Linked DNA regions of Homo sapiens: region 1 is linked to region 2. A link is an interaction called in ENCODE POLR2A ChIA-PET data of the cell type or tissue named here. Cell type or tissue: A673. All regions are shown on one strand. Region 1 overlaps NOS1 (nitric oxide synthase 1). Region 2 overlaps KSR2 (kinase suppressor of ras 2).

Region 1 (2,500 bases), 210 kb after region 2:
CTTCCTGGAGGAGGTGACAATTGAGCTAAAGAATGAGATTAAGAAAGTTTAAGCAAAGAGGGGAAGGAAGGGGGTTATGGCCTGAGACTACTGAGGAGTGATTTTCCTGAAGAATGCCTGACCAGCCAGAGGACCAGCTGACAAGTAGGATGGGGTTAACTAAGTTGATTTAACGGGGATGCCAGCCTTCTGCCCCAAAAAAAAGAGAACCCCACTGATCCACTTACCAAAGACCACTGTTTGGAGCTAACTTTTTGTCAGAAGACACTACTCTGTTTCCTCAGCTCCCTCAGGTCCAGAATTCTCTATGTATGATAACTAGTTGTACAACAGGTGTCATCTAAGCCATGGGCCCCAGAGACAAGACACTGGTGGGTCTTGCAGGGACCCAAACCTAGGTCCTGGCTCCATTAATAGAGCCCATAGAATCAATCAATCTCTCTCTCTCTCTCTCTCCTCTCTCTTCTCTCTCTCTCTCTCTCCCCCTCCCCCTTTCTCTCCCTCCCTCCCTCTCCTCTCTCTGTCTCTCTCTCTCTCTCTCTCCCTCCCTCCCTCCCTCTCTCTCCTTCCACCCTAATCCCATCCCCCAGCCAAGCAAGAACACATCAGCAGCCACCATTTCCCTAACAAGAATATCTCAGATATTCTCAGGGAGGGCAATTGTTGGCTTCAGTTCAGCTCCACTGTCTCTGGGGGGAAAGGGGAGGGAGAAATCTAAAACATTAATTACACTATTAAGTTTTGGGTAGTAACAATGGGAATTAATTATAGATGCATCTTTATGCTCAAATTATTCAAAGGGAACCCTCCAGGTACCTTTTATTCCTTTCTGTTTCTTCCCCTTAGCTAAGTCTTCCTGCATCGTGGGCGGTTTCCCTGATTCTAAAAAATAATGAACTTAACGCCGATAATCCCAGGTGGGGGGAAGTTAGCGATTTGTCTGCACTGAGATTTCTAGTTACAACAGGGAGGCTTGTTAAGGAGTCGAGCCTGGGTATTTCTGAGCCTCTGGCCTGTCTGCTAGTGCCCCTGGAACTCGCCCTGCCCAGTAGAGCAGAAGGAAGAGACACTGGTTTGGGCTTCTCTGTTTAGTTAGAAAGAGGCTGGATTTGATGTTCAGACTTCCCAGGGTCTCAGTGGCAGCATCTTTTAAAATTCATAACTTCTTTTATTTCTTTTTTGTAGAGACAAAGTCTCACTCTGTTGACCAAGCTGGTTTCAAACCCTTGGCCTCAAGTGATCCTCCCGCCTCAGCCTCCCAAAGTGCCAGGATCACAGGCATGAGCCACTATGCCCATCCCATAACTTCTTTTGATAGATATTTATTTAGTGCCTGTTGGGTATCAGGCTCTGTGCAAGACCCTTGACATGCATTGCTGAATAAATCAGACCTGGTCCTTCCCTTGTGGACCAATAAACCTCTAAATCCCATCAAACTCAATGCCTGGTGACTAATTCGTGATTCATTTCTCTCTCTCTTTCTCTCATTCACACATGTGCATACACACACACATTAGAATATGAGCCCTATGACAGCTGCATTCCATAGCTATGTTCTCTGTGGTCTCCATTTCCTATAACAATACTGACACATAGTTAAGCACTTAATAAATATTTGATGAATGAAAGAGAGAGGAAATGGATGAACGATCATCTTTTGAGGCAATGCTTGGCAAACCAAGGTTCTTAAGCCTGGGATCAATCAAGTAACAAGCTAACAAAACTAACTACTCCTTTTAATTCATGACTAATTGCTCTGGTGGGATTTTTTTTTTTTTTTTTTTTTTTTTTTGAGGCAGAGTCTCACTCTGTCGCCCAGGCTGGAGTGCAGTGGTGCCCAGTGGTGCGATCTCGGCTCACTGCAACCTCCACCTCCTGGGTTCAAGCAATTCTCTTGCCTTAGCCTCCCAAGTAGCTGGGACTACAGGCGCACGCTGCCACTCCCGGCTAATTTTTTTGTATTTTAGTAGAGACGGAGTTTCACCTTGTTGCCCAGGCTGGTGGCAAATTCCTGAGCTCAGGCAATCCACCTGCCTCGGCCTCCCAAAGTGCTGGGATTATAAGCATGAGCTACCACACCCGGCCTCTGGTGGGATTTAATAAAGGATTTAATATCCAGCATTATCTCTAGAGAAGTTAAAAAATAAAATAAAATAAAGGATTTAATAATACTTTAATAATACGGTGCTTAAACACAAAGACTTCAAGTGCCTCTGAGGAAACCCCTGAAGCCATCAAAGATCAAGAGAGTTCTCTTCTGTTATATTTCATGGATCCTGGTTCTTGCACGAAAGTCCCAATCCAGCATCTTCTCTCCCCTTTTCTGTTGCCCATTTTTCATCTCCATCCTCTTCCCTCCAGAGCTGTCAAGTTCTCGGCCAAGCTGATGGGGCAGGCTATGGCCAAGAGGGTGAAAGCGACCATCCTCTATGCCACAGAGACAGGCAAATCGCAAGCTTATGCCAAGACCTTGTGTGAGATCTTCAAACACGCCTTTGAT
Region 2 (2,500 bases):
TAGGAGGCTCTTTTTTTACTCCCTTCCCCTGCCATTTGAGCTTGCTGAACCTGAAGGATGGAATCTCTTCTTTCCCCAGGGGCTTATCCTTCCCCAGACCATTGGAAGGAGCATAAACTTTACAGACAGACATAGATTGAAATTGCCACTCCACTACGTAATAGCTGTGTGGCCTGGGGCACATCACTTGGCCTCTCTGAGCTACAGTTTCATGCTCTGAAAGGTGAGGGCAGTGAAACTGCTCTAGCAGAAATGCTGTGCAAGTCCCATGTGGCCACGTGTAGAGCACCTGGTTAGCAGGTGCCTCTCAACATAGCAGGTACTCACTGTAGCTCAGCTGCTGTCATCTGCCAAGAGGGAGACCGAGCCCTATTGTGGCAGCCTGGCAGGATTTACAATGGATTGGATATGAAAACAGACAGAAGGAAGCTTTAACAAGCAAAAACTCTGCCCAGCTAAAGGAGTGCTGGCAAGTTAGAGAATTAGTGTTGGAGCTCCAGGCAGGACCTAGCAGTTCAACTGAAGAGAGGGACTTAAAGCTTACTGGTTGGAGGGAAAGGCAGGAGGCTTCTCTTTCTATATTTTATTGTGGAGTTGGGCTGGAAAAAAAAAAAAAAAACACAGGACTGTGGTCTAGCAGAATAGGATGCTGGGTTCAGTGGAATTTTCCATTCATTCCCTCTTCCATTCATTCATTTTTTTTTTTTATTCAGCCTATGTGTACTGAACATCTTTTATGTGCTAGACACTGTTCTAAGAGTGAGAATACAGCAGTCAACAAAATAAATGAGTTCCTTTTGCTGCAGTGGACATCAAAGTCTGCTCATAGCAGGAGGCTGCAGTGTGGATCCCAGTCCCACCCCCTCTTCCTGCCTCTCTAGCTGTTACAGAGCTTTATCCCAGCCCCATACACTAGATGACCATTCCTAGTCCATGCCCAAGTGGGAAAAGTTCTGGGTTCAAATCCTGACCCTGCTGCTTCCTGGCAGTGTGCCCTTTGGCAAAACACTTAACCTCCCGAAGCCTCAGTGTTTTCATCTGTGAAATTGTATGATTCTGTCGTAGAAGTTCGTCTCTGATTATTTTCATCTTTGAAAATATTAGTAGCCTATATTGCAGGCTCATCTCAGGCTTAAATGGGATCAGGTGTGTGGCAGAGCCCAGCATATAGTAAGAACTCAGTTAACAGAAATCTCTTCCATGTCTTCTTGCAGAAGACAGGAACAGTTCATCTCAAGCCACCTGGCCCACTGAGAGGGTGTCATTCACAACGGATGACATCATCATGTCCTTGTGACCTCTCACCACTCTCTCCCTTCTCTCCCCACTCCAGGCTGTGACCTTTGGACATCGGGACGGCGCCCAGCTGCCTGGGCTCCCGTCACCTCTCCCTCCCTACTCTGTCCTCTGCCAGCTCAGGAGGCCAGAGACTCAGCATCAGAGGGTACCAACCCCGACCGACCTGGGAGCACTGGACAACTGCTCGGCGGCCTCCCTGCACCTCAGACTTGAGCCCTTTTCCTCGGGCAGGGTTGGGGACCCCCGAGCTAGGACTGAACCGGACCAGCCAGGGTGATGCGTTATTGATCAGTGCGGCCCAGGGGACAGCACTAATGAGAGCACTGCAGGCTGCACGTGGTGCCTTTGGGCTATGGGACTAGGACAGGAGACCCCACGTGGGGGGGCTCACAGACGGGGCTATGTGTGTGTGTGTCTGTGTGTTTGACGTTGTTCACTCTTGTTTCCCCTTGACAAGCAAGAGCCAGACTGTCCCAATGACGGGGCACTCCTCAGTTCTGTCTGTATGTGGTAGGTTCCAGCTGTACCATCTGGGAAGCTAAGAGGAGGGTACAGAGCCGAGTGGCAGCTTAGTCAAGGCTACTGAGCCAAGATCGAGCAGGGAAGGTCGGGAGTGGCTAAGCTCGTTCCTTTGGAAATATCTGTTTTCAGACACCCCAACCCGAGCCTGTCATGGCGTGTGGCACCTTTGCATAGAGCTCTGAAGTACAGTAGGAAAGTTAGAACGTCTTTTGAGTTCTGGGTCTCTCTGGGGGACCTATTCCCCCATTTCTGCTGTTTTCTCCTGTTCTCTGAGAGTAGCATCCCTTTTCACCTCACTGCCCGCACCTCCTTGCCATTTGGAAAGCCAAGATGACTTCTGAGGGGCTCCTTAGAGCTCACCGTCATTCAGGGCACCCCCTGAAGTCTGGTCCCTGAGAATCAGGGCTCTGGGCAGGGAGTTCTAGGACATTCCTTTTCTTCCCTCTTCTCTGCTACTCACACCAGTGAAGCTTATTCCCCCACCAAGGTGGATGCGGGTTCTTGGGGTACGTCCATGTTGGGTTATGTGGCTGTACCTATGATAACACGTTTGCAAAAGATTTCCCTGCCTGTCACCCTTGAGGAGTCCTGTTGGGGGAGCACAAAGGGAGGATGTTTGTTACACTTCTGCGTTCTTTGCTCTAGCCTGGTGCGGGGTCCTCAAGTAGCTTCCCCATCG

The links. Peaks named below come from ENCODE experiments on the same cell type or tissue, not always from the same donor. Only the 100,000 strongest peaks of a DNase experiment are listed, where the experiment ranks them.
Region 1: POLR2A ChIA-PET joins it to region 2 with 11 read pairs; 2 of 35 experiments call an interaction of 5 or more read pairs at or near these places.

Annotation. Positions count from the first base shown.
Region 1 is chr12:117,260,471-117,262,970 of GRCh38, reverse strand. NOS1 (nitric oxide synthase 1) reads left to right here. Exons shown (of 29, transcript NM_000620.5): 14 at 2,362-2,500. Among named protein-coding and RNA genes, the nearest start is that of FBXO21, 71 kb to the right of the region's middle. In A673, no CTCF peak of the experiment used is centred here; a DNase peak (open chromatin) is centred at 1,530.
Region 2 is chr12:117,466,039-117,468,538 of GRCh38, reverse strand. KSR2 (kinase suppressor of ras 2) reads left to right here. Exons shown (of 20, transcript NM_173598.6): 20 at 1,334-2,500. The coding sequence ends at 1,340. Among named protein-coding and RNA genes, the nearest start is that of NOS1, 110 kb to the right of the region's middle. In A673, no CTCF peak of the experiment used is centred here; no DNase peak of the experiment used is centred here; H3K27me3 peaks cover 1,568 bases.